Linked DNA regions of Homo sapiens: region 1 is linked to region 2. Evidence: chromatin loops called from intact Hi-C (ENCODE). Cell type or tissue: PC-3. All regions are shown on one strand. Each heading gives the region's core, and the rest is flanking DNA. Links, peaks and the distances in the headings are about the cores only. Region 1 overlaps CDC42EP4 (CDC42 effector protein 4). Region 2 holds the start of CPSF4L (cleavage and polyadenylation specific factor 4 like).

Region 1 (11,639 bases), core at 1,197-9,196, 49 kb before region 2:
CCCCTGCAGGGACTAGGAGGGGCCCGCTGTGATCATATGGGCGGTGGTTCTGGGGTGAGTCTCAGCGCCTCCCCTCTGAAATCTCCCTGAAGTCCTAGGGTCCCTGCACACAGAGGGCAGCTTGCTCCTGCTCTGCTGTACAGCCTAGGCCTGTGCTGTGAATGATTCTCCATTTTCTGGGGTTTCTGCCTCTCTCTTTTTGGATTCCTCTTCTCTTTTCCCCTCGTTTCTCTCTTTCCCTTGCCCACCCACCGTGCTTGTCCCCATCCTCTGTACCCTGCCTCCACTGTGCTGCTGCCTCTGGAACCCGACAGCACCTCACAGAACCAGAGACCAAGGAGTCAGAAGCAAAGGGAGGTCTCATGTATAAAGGTCAGGGGAGTGAGTGTTGACCTGGGAGAGGAATCTTACACCAGTCTTTTGATTTTAAAAATAATTTTTATTTTATTTATTAATTTTTTGAGACCAGGTCTTGCTCTGTCACCCAGGTTGTGGTGCAGCGTCATAGTCAAGGCTCACTGCAGGCTGGACCTCCTGGGCTCAAGCTATCCTCCCACTTCAGCCTCCTGAGTAGCTGGGACTACTGGCGCCCACCACCACGCCCAGCCATTTTTTGTATTTTTTGTAGAGGTGGGGTTTCACCATGTTGCCCAGGCTGGTCTTGAACTCCTGAGCTCAAGGGATCTTCCCCCACCTCGGCCTCTCAAAGTGCTGGGCATACAGGTATGAGCCACTGCACCTGGCCAACCCTTTTTTTTTTTTTTTTTTTTGGAGACAGAGCTTTGCTCTGTTGCCCAGGCTGGAGTGCAGTGGCACAATCTTGGCTCACTGCATCCTCCACCTCCCGGGTTCAAGCAATTCTCCTGCCTCAGCCTCTGCAGTAGCTGGGATTATAGGTGCATGCCACCACGCCCGGCTAATTTTTTTTTGTATTTTAGTAGAAACAGGGTTTCACTGTGTTGCCCAGGCCGGTCGCGAACTCCTGAACTCAGGCAATCCACCCACCTCGGCCTCCCCAAGAGCCGGGATTACAGGCGTAAACCACTGCACCCAGCCCTGGCCAACCCTTCTTAACAAGTCCAGAGCTTTTCCAGAAGGGCCTTGGGTTGGCAGTGGCCCAGGGCTTCCACCCCTTTGGAGTGACTGATTGATTTCTGCGGCCCGGACTGTCTGTGCGCAGGTGTGGCCAAAAGGTGTTTGATGTTGGCCTCTCCCTTTCACTCTCCCCCACCCCACGCCCCTACGTTTGGATTGGGTTCGAAGTGAAGAAGTCAGAAGTCAGAGTGGTCAGGGTTGCACTTGGTTAGCAGTAAGTCCAGCCTTCTGTGTTCTCATTCTGGTTCTGCAGACTCAGAGGAGTTTGTCCCTGTGGGGGGAGGGAGGAGTCCGTCCCTTGGAGGAATGGGGAGCTGGGTTGATGCCAGAGATAAGGCCTGTGGGCGGAGGGAGAAGGGTTGAGCAATCTCGCCCTGGAAACAGAGCTGACCTGAGCTCTGCGTAGCTCTTCTGACCTACGTACTGGAGGATTTTTCCCGACCGTGAGGAAAAGAACCAAATTCTGGAGCTGGGGACACTTTGAGGGGTCATCCGGCAGAGTGTCCTGAAGGCCAACTCCAGCCAGTGCTTCTGGGGTGCTCTAGGAAGGCCAAGCCCATGCGTGCCCTCTCTCGGCAGGGAACTGGATGGTAGTGCTGGAAGGAGCCCGCATGTGGCACTGGACACAGCCCTTTTTGCTTGAGTGCGTTGGGAAGGAAATTCAGACATTAGGGCCGGGCACAGTGGCTCACGCCTGTAATCTCAGCACTTGGGGAGGCCAAGGCGGGCAGATCACTTGAGGTCAGGAGTTTGAGATCAGCCTGGCCAATATGGTGAAACCCCGTCTCTACTAAAAATACAAAAATTAGCCGGGCATGGTGGCGTGCACCTATAATCCCAGCTACTGGGGAAGCTGAGACACAAGAATCGCTTGAACCCAAGAGGTGGAGGTTGCTGTACTCCAGCATGGGCGATAGAGTGAGACTCCATCTCAAAAAAAAAAAAAAAAAAAAGAGAGAAATTCAGGGCCAGGCGTGGTGGCTCACACCTGTAATCCCAGCACTTTGGGAGGCCAAGGCGGGTGGATCAGGAGGTCAGGAGATCGAGACCATCCTGACTAACACAGTGAAACCCTGTCTCTACTAAAAAGTACAAAAAATTAGCTAGGCTTGGTGGTGGGCGCCTGTAGTCCCAGCTACTTGGGAGGCTGAGGCAGGAGAATGGTGTGAACCCGGGAGGCGGAGCTTGCAGTGAGCCGAGATCGCGCCACTGCATTCTAGCCTGGGTGACAGAGCGAGACTCCGTCTAAAAAAAAAAAAAAAAAAAGAAAGAAAGAAAAATTCAGACATTAGTCTCCCACATTCCCGCTCACCGTGCCCCGAAAGCTCCAGCTTAAAATACGCCTTCTTGAGGAGACTTGGGCTTCCTTCCAACTAACTTACATTGGAGTCTCCCCCAGGCACTGCCAGCTTGCAGCTCTGGGCTCTGTGCCAGGATGGCAGTGCTGGCATCCAAAGCCCTCCCTTGCCAGGAACAGGGGAACTGGCTGTCTCCACTCAAGCTGAGGAAGGGTCTCTCTTTTGGGATTCAGGTGAGCACAGTTTAGGGTGTGGTCATTAATGAAGGCTTACAGTTCCCCACCTGTAAGAAACTGCTCTGCACACCTGGTGTTTCCCCTTCACCCCAAAGATGGAGCTGAAGGCATCTGGAAAAACCACAGTGCCAGGCAAGAAGGATCCCTGGATGTCTGTGCTCAGCCAGAGCTGCTTCAGCCACCATCTTCTGCCTTGGCCATCACGGTAGCAGAGGTTGTCTGGGGCAGCCTCCACCTCCCAGCATGAGACTCTGGGTTCTTCTTTTGCCCAGACACCTGCAGTTCTGGCAGTCACTGAACTTGGTCTGGAGACCCCAGCTTTGAATCTCTCCAAGTGTGCCAACAAAGCCAGGTTCTGTGTGCTGGCTTCTCTTTCCTGCCTGTCCTTCCTCTCTACCTCGGGTCTTCACTCAGTGCAACCTTCTTATTTCCTTACACTGTTGCCTCCAACCCTGAAGCATCAGAAAGGGACCTGTTCCCCTCAAGTCCTGGAATTGGGCTTAAGGCTTTGTCAAGTGGTACAAGGAGTAGAGAGCCCAAGAGAGCCCAAAAAGAGCCTAGGGGCTCGCAGTACGATTTGTGGTTACCTCTAAGGAGAATCTGGTTAGGTCCAAAAGATCAGATTATATTTTATTGGGGGTTGATCATATTGAAGTTTTGTGCATTATTTTTTTGTTTTGAGACAGGCTTTTTGCTGTGTTGGCCAGGCTGGAGTGCAGTGGTGCAATCACAGCTCACTGCAGCCTCAAACTCCTGGGCTCAAGAGATCCTCCCACCTCAGCCTTGAGTAGCTGAGACTATAGACGTGTGCCGCCATGCCTGGCTAATTTAATTTTTTTTTTTTTTTTTAGAGACAGGGTCTCACTGTGCTGCCCAGGCTGGTCTCAAGCTCCTGGGCTCAAGCGATCCTCCTGCTTCTGCCTCTGCCTCCCAATGTGCTGAGATTTCAGGCATGAGCCACGGTGCCTGGCCTGTGCATTATTTGTTGCTAGTAGCACCCGGGGTCTGGCAAATTCCTGAGTTACTTTTACCCTTATCCTAGGAAGGAATGGAGGAGCTTCTCTTTTCCCACCTCCACCTCACCATCTTGTCTGAGAGAAGCCAGGCTCCTTCTTCTGGCATCATTAAAGGTTAAAAGGTGACGGGATGAGGGAACTCAGATCAGGAAAGAAACCAGATCCGAGGGTTTCCTGCCCCCGACTGCTGGCAGAGACTACAGAGGGAGGGCAGAATCTGTACCTGGGCTTCAGCAGCTTGGGGGACCCTTCCCCCTGCATCAGATAATCCTGGGAACCCCCAGGACTTTGAAAAGGGTCAACCCATTGTCTCAGCCCACGTTTCACTGTACAGACTTTTGAATTAGGTGCTCTCAGGTGGCTGTTCTCTATGAAGTTTGCGAAGTGACAGTGGCTGGAGTGTCACTGGGTGTGACAGCATCATCTTTATAGCACACATGGAACTGTGCTCACCCGAGCACAGCACTTGGGAGTTATGTAATGTTATCAATTGTTCTGAGAGCTAATGAGGAAACTGAGGCACAAATAACTTGACCCACGTGGCAGGCCACCTTGTGACCTAGGGAGTGGGGCTCTTTGTCCCCAACTTCCGGCAGGGCCAAGATGCAAGATTAGCCTGTCTGCTCTGGAGGGAGTTTAGATCTGCCAGTCTCCTGGAGACCCCAAGGTGGCCATGAAATTCCCAGTTCTTAGCTGAGCACCCGGCTCTTAGGAGCGGCAAAGTGAAACCAAACAAGGCCTGGCAGATCTGATTTCAAGCGCGGCACTTTCCTCTGCGATCACTCCCGAGCAGGAGGGAGGCACCCTGCTGCCCAGTAGTAGCACCACTCCTAGAGGAGGAGGGCCCAGCCTGTATGGGGGCAGTGGGGCCCCCCACCAGGCATCCATCCTGCCTGGCCCAGATGGTCCCTCTGCTGGTGGCTGGCTTCGGGTGGTGGCTCCGGGAAGCACACATTTCCAGGAAGGGCCCTGTAATCAAGTGAAGTTGCCGGATGTCCTTGAGTCACTGGCTCCTCTTCGTCTTGACTCCTCCGTTGTTGCTTCCGGTCACTCCCTAGTCTTGGCTCCTTTTTCTTCCCTTCTCTGTGCTGTTCTAATTCCCAGGAGGTGAGGGAAGGTTTCCCCTTCACCTCCTGCTGACCTGCTTCTCCCCTGGCCTGAAGCCTGTGGTTCTGGGATGGGGATGAGGATAAGGATGAGGTGGGTGCAGGAACGAAGATGAAGGAGACAAGCAGGGCAGCTGGTTCCCAGCCCACAAGGAGCAGGAGGCTCCCCTGGATGGACCTGGGGTGTTGGGCTGTAGCCTGTATTTTCCAGGATTAATCTATAAGTTCCCTGGAGTGGTGGGGAATGAGGTGCTCAGACTCAGGAGATGTTAACCTGAAATTGTGTGCACAACTGCGTATCCTGTGTGTACTCATGCATCCAGAGCCTTGAGCAGCCCTCCCAGGCCTGAGCCCCAGGGACACTTATGATGCACTGTCCCCCTCGCACCACCCGCCCCCCCCACCCCGATGTTCCTTATGGTGGAGTGGAAAAAACCCAGAGTCCAGCACATCTGGATTCTTGTCTCTCTCTCCTAACCAACCGTGTGTGACTTGAGTAGAGCACGTGCCCCTCTAAGTCTCGGTGCTCTTATCTGTGAGCTGGGGATGATAGTGATAACTCCATGGGATTGTTGGGAAGAATACATGAGATAAAGTTTTTCAAATGCTTGGGACCGTGTATGACTACAAAGTTTATCGTCCCAGCACTTTGGGAAGCAGAGGTAGGAGGATGGCTTGAGCCCAGAAGTTTGAGGTTACGGTGAGCTTTGATTGCACTGCTACAGTGTACTCCAGCCTGAGGGACAAAGCAAGACCCTCTCTCAGGAAAAAAAAAAAAAAGAAGAAGAAGAAAAGAGACAGTTTAATCAAAATAAATCACCTAACACAATGCCTGGTGCAGAGTAAAAAGCTCAACAAATCTTAGTTCTTTCTCGTATTTTCTCCATGACATGTGGCCCAGGAATAGTTACTGCAGAGTCTGGGGAGGGGTCTACCCCTGAGGTTAGGTAGGGTCTAGAATAGTATTTCCTTAGAGTGGGTTCCTCAGCACACAGTCTTGCTATCTGTTGGGATCCACATGGAGAGATGTTATTCCGGAGTGTTCTTGATAATGAGTCACCATTTAAACTAGACTAGACTCCTTATGCTATATCTTCCAGCAATTAAAGGGTAAATTATTTTAAGCCGTAGTGTGTTTTCCCATAACTCAGCCTGGCTGAGTGAGTTATTGGCATCATTTTCCCATAAACTGTAAGAATTGTGCATTCCTTAAGGTGGTGGAGAATACTTGTGTGATATTCAAATCACAGTGAGCAGGATGATCAGTGGGACTAGCCCTAGGATGATGCTGTCAATAGGAATGTGACGCTAGTCACATATGGAATTTTATGCTTTCTAGGAGCCATGTTTTTAAAACTAAAGGAAGGGGGAATTAATTTTTTTTTTTTTTTTTTTGGAGACAGAGTCTTGCTCTGTTGCCCAGGCTGGAGTGCAGAGGCATGATCTCATCTCACTGCAACCTCCACCTCCTGGGTTCAAGCGATTCTCCTATCTCAGCCTCCCAAGTAGCTGGCATTACAGGTACCCACCACCACGCCAGGCTAATTTTTGTATTTTTAGTAGAGACAGGGTCTCACCATGTTGGCCAGGCTGGGGTTGAACCCCTGACTTCAAGTGATCCATACTCCTCGGCCTCCCAAAGTGCTGGGATTACAGGCGTGAGCCACCGTGCCCGGCCAATTATCAGTTTTTGTTTGTTTGTTTGTTTGTTTTTGAGATGGAGTTTCACTCTTGTTGCCAAGGCTGGAGTGTAAGGGTGCGATCTCGGCTCACCGCAACCTCTGCTTTCTGGGTTCAAGCCATTCTCCTGCCTCAGCCTTCCGAGTAGCTAGGATTACAGGCATGCGCCACCACGCCCAGCTAATTTTGTATTTTTAGTAGAGACGGGGTTTCTCCATGTTGGTCAGGCTGGTCTCGAACTCCCAACCTCAGGTGATCCGCCCGCCTCAGCCTCCCAAAGTTCTGGGATTACAGGCGTGAGCCACCGCGCCTGGCCAATTATCTTTTTTTTTTTGAGACGGAGTCTGATGCTGTCCCCCAGGCTGGAGTGCAGTGGCGCCATCTCGGCTCACTGCAAGCTCTGCCTCCCGGGTTCACGCCATTCTCCTGCCTCAGCCTCCCGAGTAGCTGGGACTACAGGTGCCCGCCACCATGCCCAGCTAATTTTTTTTGTATTTTTAGTAGAGACGGGGTTTCACCATGTTGGCCAGGATAGTCTCGAACTCCTGACCTCGTGATCCGCCCGCCTCGGCCTCCCAAAGTGCTAGGATTACAGGCTTGAGCCACCGCGCCCGGCCAATTGTCAATTTTTAAATGTAAAATAATTAAAATTTAAAATTCTGGCCACGTGTGGTGGCTCGTATCTGTAATCCCAGCACTTTGAGATTACACTTGAGGCTAGGAATTTTAAGACTTGGCTAGGCAACATGGTGGTGCACACCTGTAGTCCCAGCTACTCGGGACTGAGGTGGAAGGATTGCTTGAGCCTAGGACGTTGAGGCTACAATGAGCTGTAATTGTGCCACTGTACTTGAGCCTGGTTAACAGAGTGAGACCCTGTCTCAAAAAAAAAAAATTAAAAATTCAGCTCCTTAATCACACTAACCACATGTTAAGTACTCAGTAGCCTTATGTGGCTTGTGGCTGCTGGATTAGATGCCGGAGGTTTAGGATATCACTGTAAGTGCCAGAAAGAGAGATGTTTCATGTCAGTGGTATTATTCAACATTATATTGGCAGTGTAACAAATATAACGAGATAATGAGGAATGGAGGAGGCAAAATTATTATTAGTTGCAGATGATGAGCTTATCCACTTCCAAAGCCCAAAAGATTCAATCATATAGTTGCTTAGAGCCTGTAAGGTAGTATAAGCTTGGTGGGGTGGCCATTAAATATGTTAGGGGGAAAAAAAGGTAGCCTGCTGGCCGGGTGCAGTAGCTCACACCTGTAATCCTAGCACTTTGGGAGGCCAAGGCTGGTGGATCACCTGAGGTCAGGAGTTCAAGACCAGCCTGGCCAACACAGTGAAACCCTGTCTCTACTAAAAATACAAAAATTAGCCAGGCAGGCAGGGCATGGTGGCTCACGCCTGTAATCCCAGCACTTTGGGAGGCCGAGGTGGGTGGATCACCTAAGGTCAAGAGTTGAAGACCAGCCTGGCCAACATGGTGAAACCCCATCTCTACTAAAAATGCAAAAATTAGCTGGGCATGGTGGCGCACGCCTGGACGCTGAGCCACAAGAATCGCTTGAACCCTGGAGGCAGAGGTTGCAGTGAGCTGAGATGATACCACTGCACTCCAGTCTCGGCAATACAGACTTGGCCTCAAAAAAAAAAAAAAAAAAGCTGGGCATGGTGGCGTGTGCCTGTAGCCCCTGCCACTTGGGAGGCTGAAGCACAAGAATTGCTTGAACCCAGGAGTGGAAGGTTGCAGTGAGCTGAGATACACCACTGCACTCCAGCCTGGGGGACAGACTCACAAGAATGTATCATCTGGAAATAGTTAAGGTTATGCACATAATTGCCTGAAAGGACCTTACAGAGTTTCAACTGAAAATGGAAACAACCTAGCCATTCAATCCCTGATTGGATGTAAAAATTAGATATTAAGATTTAATTTAAAACAATGTAGCATAAATTGTTAACATGTAAATATTTTGACCCAGCTGTGAACAATGGTTGGCTTTATTTATCCATCTACAAGGGAACATGCTGCTTGTGTAATAAGGGGGAAAATGTCTAAATTATTGCTCTCCAATAGAAGTCTTAGGCAAGTGCCATACATAATTTATATTTTAATAGTTACATTTTAACAAGTAAGAGGAAATGGTACATTTTGACTCACTATATTCAGAATATCATTTTAACACATCAGTCTAAAATATTAATGAGATATTTTATACATCCTCTTTTTTTATACTAAATCTTAGAAGTCCAGTGTGTATTTTCCACTTGTGCACATATCCATTTGGACTTGCCAGATTTTTTTTTTTTTTTTTAATTTTTTTGAGACGGAGTTTCACTCTTTTTTGCCCAGGCTGGAGTGCAATGGCGTGATCTCTGCTCACCGCAAACTCTGCCTCCCGGGTTGAAGCAATACTTCCTGCCTCAGCCTCCCAAGTAGCTGGGATTACAGGCGCACGCCACCATGCCTGGCTGATTTTGTATTTTAATAGAGATGGGGTTTCACCATGCTGGCCGGTCTGGTTTCGAACACCTGACCTCAGGTGATCTGCCTGACTCAGCCTCCCAGAGTGCTGGGATTACAGGGGTGAGCCACCGCGCCCTGCCTATTTTTTATTTTTGTGTGTTTATTTTTATGTGTATAAATATAAGGAGTGCAAGTATAGTTTTGTTACATGGGTATATTGTGTAGTGTGAAGTCTGGGCTTGTAGTGTAACCATCACCCAATCGTGTACATTGTACCCATTAAGTAACTTCTCATCCCTCACTGGGTTCCCACCCTCCCAGTCTCCAGTGTTTATTATTCCATGCTGGCCACATGTCAAGTGCTCAGAAGCCAGAAGTGGCTGGTGGACAGTGGAGGGTCAATTATTATTAACTCATAGAGAGAAGGCATAAAGTGGAAGTAGCTGGGAGGTTCTGGTGTGCACTATTGCTTTCCTCCTTGTCCAGGTCACTCTATGATCCCTGCTCTCCCTGATTCACCCCCCTTCCCAGTAGACTCCTCCCTCCCTGACCCACACCCGGTAGGGATACCTGGGGAATGGGCACTGTCTTGTAGCTTGGAGGCTGGGGGTGGTGGGGGGAAGACATGGCATGAAATCTGGGACCTTGCCCTTTCTTCAGGAAGGGGCCATCAAAGTAGAGGATGTTCATCTCCAGGAAATGGGATCTGCCCCAGGGTGGCTGTGCAGTGGCACCTTTGCATCAATGATCCTGGCATGGATTGGCACGCGGGCAGTGAGGGTGGGGCAAGTGGTGTTGGGTCACGGTTCTGGTTTTTCTTCCTGGGAGCTGGAATAACCAAGGAACACAAGATGGAGTTTGGACAGAGCAGACAGGAACACACTAGAAGTGAGGCCTTGTGCTGATCTACTCCTGACTATGCCGGCAGAGTCCTGGCTTGTGCTTCAGGGTGATCCTTCCCATCCCTCACCTCCCAGAACACCAGAACATTGGGAGGTTCCTGAGAGCAGGAAGTGGGAATGGGCTCCTGGGTAAGAGAAATCTCCTTTCAGGAGGTTTCAAATGCAGCCATGCCTGGGGATAGAGCTTTAATGGGGGAGGCAGTAATGTGAGTCTTAGCTCCAAGAGTCTTAGGTTAACCGGCTCCCAGACCCTTCCTACCCCACCCTGCTCCACATGTACATCCTCAGCTGCAGACACCTGCACAGGTCAGGCAGCATCACCTCATATGGAAAATCACATGCTCCAAGGTCTGCCAGAAATGGGCTCAAATAACCACTTAGAAGTTGTGAGAGGCTGGGTGTGGGGTGCAACGGTTCGTGCTTGTAATCCCACACTTTGGGAGGCTGAAGCAGGAAGATTGCTTGAAGCTAGGAGTTCAAGAGCAGCCTGGGCAACAAAGCGAGATGCCATCTCTACTAAAAATGTGTGTGTGTGTGTGTGTGTGTGTGTGTGTGTGTATTTTTTTTTTTTTTAGGACGGAGTCTCGCTCTGTCACCCAGGCTGGAGTGCAGTGGCATGATCTCGGCTCACTGCAAGCTCCGCCTCCCGGGTTCACGCCATTTTCCTGCCTCAACCTCCCGAGTAGCTGGGACTACAGGCGCCCACCACCACGCCTGGCTAATTTTTTTTTTTAAATATTTTTAGTAGAGACAGGGTTTCACCGTGTTAGCCAGGATGGCCTCGATCTCCTGACCTCGTGATCTGCCCGCCTCAGCCTCCCAAAGTGCTGGGATTACAGGCGTGAGCCACTGCACCCAGCCTATGTATTTATTTTTAATAAACCAGGCATGGTGGTGCCCACCTGTGGCCCCAGCTACTTGGGAGACTGAGGCCGGGGAGGATCACTTCAGCCCGGGAAGTTGAGGCTGCAGTGAGCCATGATAGCACCACTACACTCCAGCCTGGGTGACAGCAATGCCGTGTCTCAAAAAAAAAAAAAGCTGTGAGATGTGAGAGTGAGTAAAATAATTCACTCTGTCTGAGTCTCCGTTTCTCGTTCTTTAAAATAGGGGCAATCAGGGCAGCCTCCTTGCGAGTTTGCTTTGAGTTTCAAGGGCATAAATGTATGTTGTCCTCAGTACAGTGCTTGGCACGCAGCGGAGCCCAGTGAATGAGAACTGTTGAATGAGGAGGTGTACTGGAGGGATGGGGTAGGAGGGGATTAGGGAGCCTGTTTCTCTGACTCTTGAGCTAAGACTCACTTTAGTGCCTTCCCCATTAGAGATCTACCCCCAGGGATGATCTAATTCTGCACACAGCTTGGCGGTCAGTGGTGGCTGGAGCACCTGGGTGCTGGTTGCCCTCATGTGACCCCTTCTTGTTTTCTCTGCTCCCTTGTAGTGACAGTCTAGCCAAGCTAGAGCTATAGAAGTAAAACCTTCACCTGCACAGGATCTCTCTGAGAGGATCCCACTGTTATGTGGGAGGCTGGCCTCCAGCTTGGAGCTTCAGTGTCACTGGAAATAGGCCGATCTCCGGTAGGGTGGGAGTGATCCTTATCGCTCATCTCCTGCTCAGCTGGGGAGGCTTAAGCATCAGGAAGCAGCTGTTGGAGAGCGAGTTCTGTTTTTTGAGAGGGTCCCGATCTCCCTGTGCCCCCTGATGTCAGGTTAATAAAGCTTGCCCACTTCCTCCGCCCAGGCAACTTAGAATAAAACAAGGACCTAATAAACGTGTCTGGCTTGGGGGTGATTTTGAGGGAGGAAGAGAGAGAACAGACATCAGTGGGAGAT
Region 2 (11,142 bases), core at 3,047-11,046:
CCATTCATCCAACTGTTTCAGTTCCTCTCCTCTTCATTCCTTTTTCCCTGTCTCCCACGAAGAGCTCACTCGGGGCTTGTCACTCAGGCCAGAAAAGGGGTGTCAGGGGCCCCAGAGGGAGACCCCTTCCCTCATGGGAAGAAGCGGGGAGGTGGGACGGCTCCCTCCCTCTGCAAACCCCCACCACCCCCAGCTCTGGCAGAATAACAGCCTTGCTGCGGTTGGTTTGTGCAACTCTTTGCTAACCTGTGGCTGTGTCTTCATGGACAAAGTATGAGCCCAGGTTTGGTAATGTCTGTGTGCACGCCACGTTTGTGTTCGGTAACATGCAAAGATAAGCAGTTTGTGGGGCTCTGCGAATCCCTCCCTATCCGAGTGAGCCTTGTGTACACAGTGTGGGGGTGAGGGGCCCTGGGGTGTCTGCCCCTGCACTGGGTGGGCCGGGTGAGGCAGCTGGGCCCTGCTCCTGTACAGCCCAGGCTGGAGCGTCCCCTGCAGTCACCTGGCCACTGGCACCCTGGGGTGAAGGGGGAGGCATTGGGCGCTGGCCCCTTAAGGGCCTCTGATGAGCTATATTGGGCCCACCTGCCTGGGTTCCAGCAGCTTCCGCAGCCCCAGCAGGAGACGGAAGATGCAAGAGGTCATTGCGGGGCTAGAGCGGTTCACCTTTGCCTTCGAGAAGGATGTCGAGATGCAGAAGGGCACTGGGCTCCTGCCTTTCCAGGGCATGGACAGTGAGTGAGGGTGGGGCCACTTTCCCTCCCCTACCTTCTCTGTTTTTTTTTCTTTGAGACGGAGTCTCGCTCTGTAGCCCAGGCTGGAGTGTAGTGGCACAATCTCGGCTCATTGCAAGCTCTGCCTCCTGGGTTCACGCCATTCTCCTGCCTCAGCCTCCCGAGGAGCTGGGACTACAGGCGCCCGCCACCACGCCCAGCTGATTTTTTGTATTTTTAGTAGAGACCGGGTTTCACCATGTTAGCCAGGATGGTCTCAATCTCCTGACCTCGTGATCCGCCCGCCTTGGCCTCCCAAAGTGCTGGGATTACAGGCATGAGCCACCACGCCCAGCCTCCCTCCCCCTTCCTTCTCTACAGGCCTCTCTGCTCAACTCCCTGATGCGACCGCCCCTTCTCTGTCTCTCTCTTCTGTGGCTTCGGGGCAACCCATTTTCCAGACTGAGAAAGAGAGGCACAGAGAGACGGTGAATTGAGAGAAGCCACACTGGCCTCCCGAGCTCCTGGGCCAGGCTTGAGCCCCTCGAGCTCCTCTGTTTCAGAGTTGGGGGGTTAAGGGTTGAGGTCTGCTGGCTGGCTCTGCAGGTTAACCTCTACAGGGCCCAGATTTGGGATCCCATAGGCCAGAGCCTGGGGGAGGTCTAGGTGGGACATGCCGATGGAGGTGGAGGCTTCCGGAACAGCTGCAGCCTCTGGGGAAGCTACCTTCTCCGTTCCCTCTTCTCCTTCCAGAGTCGGCCTCAGCTGTGTGCAACTTCTTCACTAAAGGGCTCTGTGAGAAAGGTGAGTTAGCAGACAGGCCTGGGCCCCAAGCTGGGTGAGTGTAGGGTCTGTCTGAGCTACACCCAGCAGGGGCTCTGCCTGGCCTGGGATAGGGTGTCGAATTTGCACCTGGGGAGGGAAAATTGGGATGGAACGGAATTTTATTTTTATTTTATTTATTTATTTTTAGATGGAATCTCGCTCTGTTGCCCAGGCTAGAGTGATCTGGCGTGATCTCAACTCACTGCAACCTCTGCCTCCTGGGTTCAAGCGATTCTCCTTCCTCAGCCTCCCGAGTAACTGGAACTACAGGTGCATGCCACCAAGCCCGGCTAATTTTTGCATTTTTAGTAGAGATGGAGTTTTGTCATGTTGGCCAGGCGGGTCTCAAACTCCTCACCTCAGGTGATCCACCTGCCTGGGCCTCCCAAAGTGCTGGGATTACAGGCGTGAGCCACCATGCCCGGCCATGGAGCAGAATTTTAGACTTACAGGTAGACAAAGGATAAGTGGTTGGATCCACCGAGCAGCCTGCCCCTCCCCTAAGATTTTCCCGCCTCAGCAGCAGTCTTCATAGTTTGCAGTTCGCATCAGGGTAACCAGGCTGCCTGGAAAGGGGTATTTTTTTCTTTCTGCCTTGCTGGGATGGGCGTGTGTCTGAGCTTTGGCCTGTGCATTCCCAGGAGGCTCCAGCTTCTTAATGTTTTTCTTGATTTCCTCCCAGCTAGAAGAGAGGCATCCTTCTCCCCCAGTCCCCTGCTCTGACTCAGTTTGTAAACTGGTCAATTGTCTCATCCATTCCCTATGCCCTGAGGTAGCACCTGCCACCATCTTTGAAATGCTATCAAAAAGCATCCTCCACTTCTCTCCTGCCCTGACTTTGGGTCAATACTGTCTTCCTAGGCCCCTCTCCCCAAATGCAGCCATTCTGGGAAGGCCTGATTCAAATATAAGAGTTTTCAACTTTTCTTCTGGCTCATGGCTCATGTAGAGGCTCTTTCAACAGAAATATACAATTGCCAAAAAAAACTGGCTTCCAGTTTTAGGGTTTCCCTGTCTTCCTCCCGCTTGCCTATACATTTAGGTTAAGAAATCTCACTGGTGTGAGAGTTTAGGACATGTTTTCTGATCCAAATGAGTCTGTCCCTGGAAGCTGGGGGGCTGGAGGGGACCAGGAAAGGAGGACCTGGGGCCATGTTCGCCCACCTGCCTTGTTTGTCTTGGGGCCAGCCCTAGACCATACAGGGAGAAGGGAAATGGGATCACTGGTCGCCCAAGGCCTTGTGCACCCAGGACCCTGCAGGCTCAATGTGGACTGAGTGGCATCTCCTCAGCTCAGCCCAACCAGTCCCTAGAGCAGTGGTTCCTAGCAACACCCTTCTGCAAAGAAAGAAAGCTATTATGGTGGAAGGTCAGAACCAAGCAAGTCAATAGCCAGGGGTGGAGGTTAGGGGTATTTAAAAAGAGCACCTTGGCCGGGGGAGTAGGCTCACACTTGTAATTCCAGCACTTTGAGAGGCAGAGGCTGGAGAATCGCTCAAGACCAGCCTGGGCAACATAGCGAGACCCCATCTCTACAAAACATAATTTTTTTTTTTTAAAAAAGGAAAAATGGAAAGAACACCTCCCCTAGCCCCCAAATTATGTCAGAGAACTGGCCAGGCATGAGGCTGGACCTGCTTAGAAACTCAGGAACTGCCAGCCTGGATGACATGGCAAAGCCCTGTCTCTACAAAAAATAAAAAAATTAGCTCAGTGTGGTGGTGCATGCCTGTAGTCCCAGCTACTCGGGAGGCTGAGATGGGAGAACTCCTGAGTCTAGGAGGTTGAGGCTACAGTAAGCCATGACTTTGCCATTGCACTCCAGCCTGGGCAACAGACTAAGATCCTGTCTCAAATAAATAAATAAATTAAAGAAACTTAGGAACTGGGTGTCCTTCCTGCTAATAGCAAGGCAGACTTGAGTGAAGATGATAAAGCAGTTAAATGTAACATTTCCATGGAATATTCCTTATAAATCATTACAAAGTTGGCTCTTCTGTCACCCTGTTAGGTCTCTGGAATCGGGAAGCATAACATTTGATGTTTTTAAAGATGGGAATTCAACACACCCTTACTGAGCACTTACTATGTGCCAGGGGCTGGGCTGGGTGTGGGGATTCTGGGCTGGAAAGCCTGGCCCCGCTCCCTGGCAGGACGAGAGGGGGTGTTAGGCACTCTGGGAATGAAAAGGAGGCAGCTGTTCTGAGCCCAGGTACTTCCCTGGAGAAGGGCATGGCACTCCAGGCAGATGGGAAGGATGGGCAAAGGTGTGGTAGTGGGAACAGCTGTGCTTTAAGAAGAGCTTGCCCTGGCCAGTCACGGTGGCTCAAGCCTGTAATCCCAGCACTTTGGGAGGCTGAGGCGGATGGATCACCTGAGATCAGGAGTTCGAGACCAGCCTGGCCAACATGGTGAAACCCCGTCTCTACTAAAAATAAAAAAAATAGCCGGGTGTAGTTGCAGGTGTAATCCCAGCTACTTGGGAGGCTGAGGCAGGAGGATCACTTGAACCTGGGAGGTGGAGGTTGCAGTGAGCTGAGACCGTGCCATTGCTCTCTAGCATGGGCAACAGAGCGAGACGCCATCTCAAAAACAAGAGCTTGGCTGGGCGCGGTGGCTCACGCCTGTAATCCCAGCACTTTGGGAGGCCGAGGTGGGCAGATCACAAGGTCAGGAGATCGAGACCATCCTGGCTAACACGGTGAAACCCTGTCTCTACTAAAAAATACAAAAAATTAGCAGGGCGTGGTGGCTGGCGCCTGTAGTCCCAGCTACTCAGGAAATGGAGGCAGGAGAATGGCGTGAACCCAGGAGGCGGAGCTTGCAGTGAGCCAAGATCGCGCCGCTGCACTCCAACCTGGGCGACAGAGCGAGATTCTGTCTCAAAAAAAAAAAAAAAGCTCTCCCTTCATGCTGCCTCGGCTCCCAGTTCCAGCCCCTACAGGGTCCAGGTGAAGGGATAAGGGGACAGCCGCTGGGGACTGAGTCAGGTACCCTCCTGGGGAATCCCCTGGAGGGCTGAGCTGGGCCCAGGCTGTGGATGAGGGGCCTCCCAGCCAGGTGCTCTGGCATCTCCAGGGAAACTCTGCCCCTTCCGACATGACCGAGGGGAGAAGATGGTGGTATGCAAGCACTGGCTCCGGGGGCTCTGCAAGAAGGGTGATCACTGCAAGTTCCTGCACCAGTATGACCTCACCAGGATGCCTGAGTGCTACTTCTACTCCAAGTTTGGTAAGGCCTCTTCCTGGCTCGGTGCCTCACCCTGGAGGGTGGCAGTGTGGGCTGTGAGATGGGAAGGTTTCTAGAGGAGCGGGCACGCAGAGGAGGCTGGACATGTCCCTGGAGGCCAGAGAGACCTGTCTGAGTCTCAGGTGTCTGTTCTCCAAACCCCTAGACAAGCAGAAGTGCACCCTGAAGTCCCTGCCCTTTACTGCCCCCTGGATCAAGGTGCATACCAGATACCCCCAAAAGGGAAGAAGGGATTGTTTCTCTCCCCATTCTTGGTTCATCACACACCCAGCCTGACTATATTGAAATGTCTCAAATGAGCCATCTCTCAGGCCCCGGCTAGAACTTCTCGAATATCAGGCCTTCAGAGCCACATTCACGATGCCTGCTGTACCCTCAAAGCCCCAGCACCACTGTCTGCTCTTCCAACGGTCTTGCTATTTTAACTCTTACTTTAGAAGAAACTTTGCATTGTTTCCATAAACGGAGAACTAGCATCACTTGTTGGAAATCAAAGGTCATTGTAAACATAAATCCATGAGGTTCAGAGGTCTAGCACCTAAAGTCATCTTGTGCGGTCAAGCCTGGACCAGCATCTTACCTCCCTCTGGCTTCAAGGCATCCTTTGTCCTTTTATTTATTTTTATATATTTTTTTGAGACAGCGTCTTGCTCTGTCCCCCAGGCTGGAGTGCAGTGGCGTGATCTTGACTCACTGCAATCTCCACCTCCCGGGTTCAAGCCATTCTCCTGCCTCAGCCTCCTGAGTAGCTGGGATTACAGGTACCCACCAACATGCCCGGCTAATTTTTATATTTTTAGTAGAGACGGGGTTTTGCCACGTTGGCCAGGCTGGTCTTGAACTCCTGACCTCAGGTGATCCACCTGCCTTGGCCTCCCTAAGTGCTGGGATTATTGGTGTGAGCTGCGGTGCCCGGCCTCCTTTGTCCTTTTAATCAAGGGACTGTTTATGGGGCAGCTGCAGCCACTTTCCCGCTTACTTAAGAAAGGAATTTGTAAATGTGCTTCAGGTCTCACCCTTCACAATACGATTCTACAGCTCAGAGCTTTTCGGAGCTGGAAGGAGCCTTACGGATTATCTAGTCCAGTGGTTTTCCAACTGTATTCCATAAAGAGTGACCTACAAAGAGAGAGCTGGCAGAATCCCCTGGATGCCCCTGACTCAGGAGGCTTGGCTTCCAAATGTGGCTGCAGCCAGCTTCAGGGCCCCCCAAGCGGCTGCTCCTCATTAGTGCCAATGGGAGGGTCCTGGGTACCTGAGAAGGAGGCAAAGCATTGCCTAGGCCAGTCAGAGCCCCACCCAGGCTAATATTCCATTTCCTGCCTGCTCCTGGGAGGCAAAGGCATGGCAGTTCCTGAGAGCTGCCCCCATGTCTCCCCTGAAAGGACAATGTTTATCCAAGTTCCCCTTGGTCACTGCCTAGCATTCTGTGACTTTAGTAATAAAATGCCACCTACTTAGTTATTCCCTCAATAGCCCTCGGTGTTTGTTTGGGGATCAGGTGCTCCTGGGCATGGATACAGGAACAGGACCAGGTCCCCCTCCGCCCCCAGATAACTCCAATTAGTAGAGGACAGACTTGTAAGCCCATGATTACAAGATGTAATCTACTGTTCTTACAGTAAATGAATGCATATGGCTTTCGAATATCAAAGTGATGATCACTCTAATTGGAATCAGAGTGTTGTTGGGGAGGTGTAGGAGTGGGACAGAGTCACTGGAAGGGACTGGTGTCCGGGGTCTTCAGCCCAGTACCCCCGTCTCTGAAAGGCGGATTGAAGGCTGAGGTGCTGCTGCCACCTGCTGGCCAGGCCAGGAATGCAGAGACGTGCACGCAGCAGAACGGCAACCAGTGTAGATGACTTTCTGTTATCTCCATCCATCAAATGCTGGCCAGCATCACCTAGGGGGTGATGTCACTTTGATTCATTAGAAAGCTCAAGCCCAGAGTCAGCACTCTGCCCAGTGCTGTATACTGACAATGAACAAATGAACCCTTCATGAACGTGAGGAAGCTGAATGAAATGGATGTGGCCTTTTCCCCTCTCTGAGCCCTGGCGTTCTCTGTGAAATGAGAGGGCTGGGAAAGAATGGTGGTTTTAAACTCTTAGGAATCAGGGGTACTCTCCTTTTTTTTTTTTTTTTTTCTTTTTTTGGAGACAGAGTCTCGCACTGTTGCCCAGGCTGGAATGGAATGGCACAATCTCGACTCACTGCAACCTCTGCCTCCCAGGTTCAAGCGATTCTCCCACCACAGCCTCCTGAATAACTGGGACTACAGGCACGTGCCACCATACCTGGCTAATTTTTGTATTTTTAGTAGAGATGGGGTTTCACCATGTTGGCCAGTCTGGTCTCAAACTCCTGACCTCAGGTGATCCTAAGGATCACCACCTCGGCTTCACAAAGTGCTGGGATTACAGGCATGAGCCACTGTGCCTGGCCTAGGGGTACTTTCCTTTAGGCGAAACCTTGCTCTGTAGAGGCCCAGTGTATAAAATAGATCTTCCTGGAGCAATTTGAAAATCAGTGGAATAGACGCTACGACGCTCCTTCAGCTCTGAAAAGCACTGAGCTGTAGACATTTAAGGAGGATGAAGTTGGAAAGATTCATGAGTTCTCAACTTGAATGAAGTGAAAGTGGGATGAATCTTCCCCCATGCTTCCTTCAGAGCTTTCTTCCTAAGAGAAATCTAAGAGAGCTCTTAAAATGACACCTGGGTCCGGGCGTGGTGGCTCACACCTGTAATCCCAGCACTTTGGGAAGCCAAGGTGGGCGGATCACGAGGTCAGGAGTTCAAGACCAGCCTGGCCAACATGGTGAAACCCCATCTCTACTAAAATACAAAAAATTAGCCATGCGTGGTGGCACATGCCTGTAATCCCAGCTACTTGGGAGGTTGAAGCAGGAGAATTGCTTGAACCCGGGAGGCGGAGGTTGCAGTGAGCTAAGATTGCGCCATTGCACTCCAGCCTGGGCAACAGAGTAAAACCCTGTCTCAAAATAATAATAATAATAATGACACTTGGGTAGCCTGGGCCTACTGGGCTGGCTCCCTGTAGGAAATAAACTAAACCTGAGACTTGGTCTAATCCATAGAGAGATGATGACGCAGGCTTAGTATAATGCAGGTGCCCACTCTGTAGAATGTTTCTTTTCATACCTGTGCCACCTTGAGCAGGGCTCTGCTTTTCTTTGCATTTCCACCAAGGGGAACAGCTTCCCTAGGCTCTGCAGGCAGCATGGGTTTTGTAGTAGAGATGAAGAGGGGGCTGCAGTTACAGCGACATGGAAATATCTCCACTTAACGTCGCAGGCCTTCTCGGCTCTCCTTGTTCCTGCTAGCCTCTAATGGCCTTCAGTTCCAGTGCCTCCTTCTCCATCTGGGGTCCCTCACTCTTACTCTTCCAGAGGTGTATATTCAGACCATGCCCTGCTTAGCAAATAGGACTGGGATCCACCCTTTTTAGACTGCAGCAAGGATTAGGCATACTTTCCATCTTCAAAAAGCTGGTGACTCCCAGAATAAAGGCCAGTGTCTTCTGTGTTTGTGAGGGGCAAGGTCAATCTGGTTTGGGGACACAGAAGTGATCACAAAGAGAAACTGCTTCTACAGAGAGTGCTGGGATTTTCAGGTGACTGCAGCAACAAGGAGTGTTCCTTCCTCCATGTGAAGCCAGCTTTCAAGTCCCAGGACTGTCCTTGGTATGACCAAGGTTTCTGCAAGGACGGTGAGGCCTTGGAAGCCAGGGAGCCCTAGGGGCTGTGGGGATCAGGGTGGGAGCTCTCAGCAGGGGAGGGGCCATTTTCCTGATGAGGCTGTGCCTTGGAGAAACCCCAAATAGAAGGCCTTTCTGTAGTTCTCCTCCAGCTCTGCTGTGACACACAAAACACAGCCTGGTGTGGGGCCATAACAGGCTTGAGGCAGACTGACTTGGGTTCAAATCCTACCTTCAGCATGTATCAGCTGCATGCCTTTCTCCAAGTTACTGAACCACACAGGAAGCTCTTGACACAGGGTCAGGCCCATAGGAGACGCTTAGTTCATGTGTGCTCTCTTCCGCATTCCACTTACCCACCTGGGGGGTCCTGAGTGTTGCTTAAGCATGTCCTACCTTTCCCATTGCTGCCAGCCAAATTTAAGAGGCAGCTTACCCCAGCAGGGTTCCCATGCCCTAAGCAACAGGGTTTCTCCCTCTCCTTTGTCTTCAGATAGGTTTTTCTTACGGAGTTCTTAGTGCTGTTGGTTTTAGGGATCTGGGCGGGGGTGAGGGCTGCTGAGAAGATCAGTAGGATTGTGGGGTTAGCTTTTTTCTTTCTATCACCCAGGTTGGAGTGCAGTGGTGCGATCTTGGCTCACTGCAACCTCCACCTCCCAGGTTCAAGCAATTCTCCTGCCTCGGCCTCCCAAGTAGCTGGGGTTACAGGTGTGTGCCACCATGCCCAGCTAATTTTTGTATTTTTAGTAGAGACAGGGTCTCACCATGTGGCCCAGGCTGGTCTCGAACTCCTGGGCTGAAGTGATCCACCCACCTTGGCCTCCCAAATGCTGGGATTACAGGTGTGAGCCACCCCACCCGGCCAGGTCAGCTTTTTCTCAGCTGTACCTCCCATACTTAAATAAATAAAAGGCAACAAAGTGTGGTTCATATCCATGCAGTCCTCCAGGACACAGCATGTCAGTGACATTTCCAACTCTATTTCAGAACTTGCCAGCTGACACCTGCTCCAGCACATTCCAAGGTTCCTTTTCCCCATCCCTGTCTCATGGCTAGAAGTGGATGCTTTAGGGTGGTACAGAAAGGATGGGAAGATTTATCCACCCCTATTAAGTGAAGCCCCTATGACCATCCACACCCTTCCTAGGGAGCTTTTTCATGTGTGTTTTCCCCTCTTGCTGAAGCGGATCCTTCTCATCACTTTCTCTTTGCTCAGCAGGTCCTCTGTGTAAATACCGCCATGTCCCCAGAATAATGTGTCTCAACTATTTAGTTGGCTTCTGCCCCGAGGGACCCAAGTGCCAATTTGCTCAGTAAGTATGATCCCTCAGTTACCAACTCCCACCAGAGTGCTAGGCCTGGCCTTCTAGTTCTAGATCTTTCCATACCTTCGCTGGTCCTTAGTGGAAAATGAAGCATCTGGCAAGCATCCGCTCCAGTATTTTCCTGGCACCACTGCCTGACCCTGGCAATCTCAGAACTCTAACCCATCCTCTTAATGTGTATTCATGCTGGGGATAGGTGTCGATCTTTTCACAAACTGTTCTAGTAATAAGAGAAGAAACACTTAATGCCCATTTCTCCCCAGTCCTCTGTAATTCTCCCTCACGCCCTGGCTAAGGGAGGGCAACTTCCCTACAGGGTTCTGAAATATGAAATCTGCAGCAGGCTGGCGCAGAGCATGTTAATGAGCAGAAGATGGGAGGGCGAGAGCTGGGCTGTAATCGTCTCTCTCTCCACTTCCCTTAGTCCCAAGATGAATCTTTTACTCAACCCGAGTTACATGAAGGTGAGTGCAGGCAGGCACGTGCCGTCATCCCTCATCCCTTTATTCCCACTCCTTTCTGCTCCCCAGGGAAGCTCACCCAGCAGCACTGCATGGTTCCCAGCGAACCCTCACTCTCCTTTGAAAGGCATGTCATCATGCATGTGGGACACATATATGTGGTTGTTCCTCCCAGACTACTCTCCAACCTCTAGAATCTCTGCTGTGGGTAGGGTAGGACTTCTCTGTTGACCAGTCCAAGGCTTTCCTTCTGCTAGCTGGGTAGCACGCATGGTTTTTGGAATCAGGGCTGGCCCTGATTGAGAACTGTGCTCAGTCCCTATGGAGAGACACACACACTCTATAGACCCAAGTGTTGATGAGCACCTATGTCAGGGGTTGGTAAACTACAGCCTGTGGGCCAAGTCCAGCCTGCTGCCTGTCTTTGTACAGGCGAGGGGCTAAGAATGGTTTGTAAAAAGTGGGAGGAAAATCAAAATATTTTGTGACATGTGAAATTAATTCCAGTGCTCATAAAGGGTTTTGTTGGGACATGGCCATGGCTGTTCTGGTGCTTACAATGGCAGAGTCCAGTGGCTGCAACAGAGACCCAGTAGCCTGCAGAGTATAAAATATGCACTGTTTGGTGTTCTATAGAAAAAGCTTGCTGACCCCTGGTCTAGATGACTGAATGTTGGACACCTGTTTAAGTATCACAGAGGCCAGACAGCGCCAACACTGGGGCAGCTACTGACGGCTACTGGGGCCTCCGAGCACTGGATGCTGGGAGGGTGATGGCCTGGGAGGAAGACAGTCCCTGCTGGTTCTGAGCAGGCTTTGAAAGAAGGTGGGAGGCGATCTGTGGGACTG

The links. Peaks named below come from ENCODE experiments on the same cell type or tissue, not always from the same donor. Only the 100,000 strongest peaks of a DNase experiment are listed, where the experiment ranks them.
Region 1: a loop joins it to region 2, with 3 times the contacts of the local background. A loop is called at or near these places in 37 of 110 quality-filtered maps.

Annotation. Positions count from the first base shown.
Region 1 is chr17:73,298,170-73,309,808 of GRCh38, reverse strand. The region is part of intron 1 of CDC42EP4 (CDC42 effector protein 4); the gene reads left to right. Among named protein-coding and RNA genes, the nearest start is that of CDC42EP4, 8.0 kb to the left of the region's middle. In PC-3, for the core only: CTCF peaks have their summits at 4,358 and 4,557; DNase peaks (open chromatin) are centred at 1,358, 4,638 and 5,938; H3K4me3 peaks cover 1,967 bases; H3K27ac peaks cover 3,962 bases.
Region 2 is chr17:73,251,308-73,262,449 of GRCh38, reverse strand. It overlaps CPSF4L (cleavage and polyadenylation specific factor 4 like), which reads left to right and starts at 570. Exons shown (of 6, transcript NM_001129885.1): 1 at 570-734; 2 at 1,467-1,517; 3 at 4,617-4,769; 4 at 8,424-8,519; 5 at 9,727-9,820. The coding sequence starts at 632. RefSeq lists an enhancer at 6,750-6,879. In PC-3, for the core only: CTCF peaks have their summits at 4,969 and 6,582 (motif pointing left); a DNase peak (open chromatin) is centred at 6,669.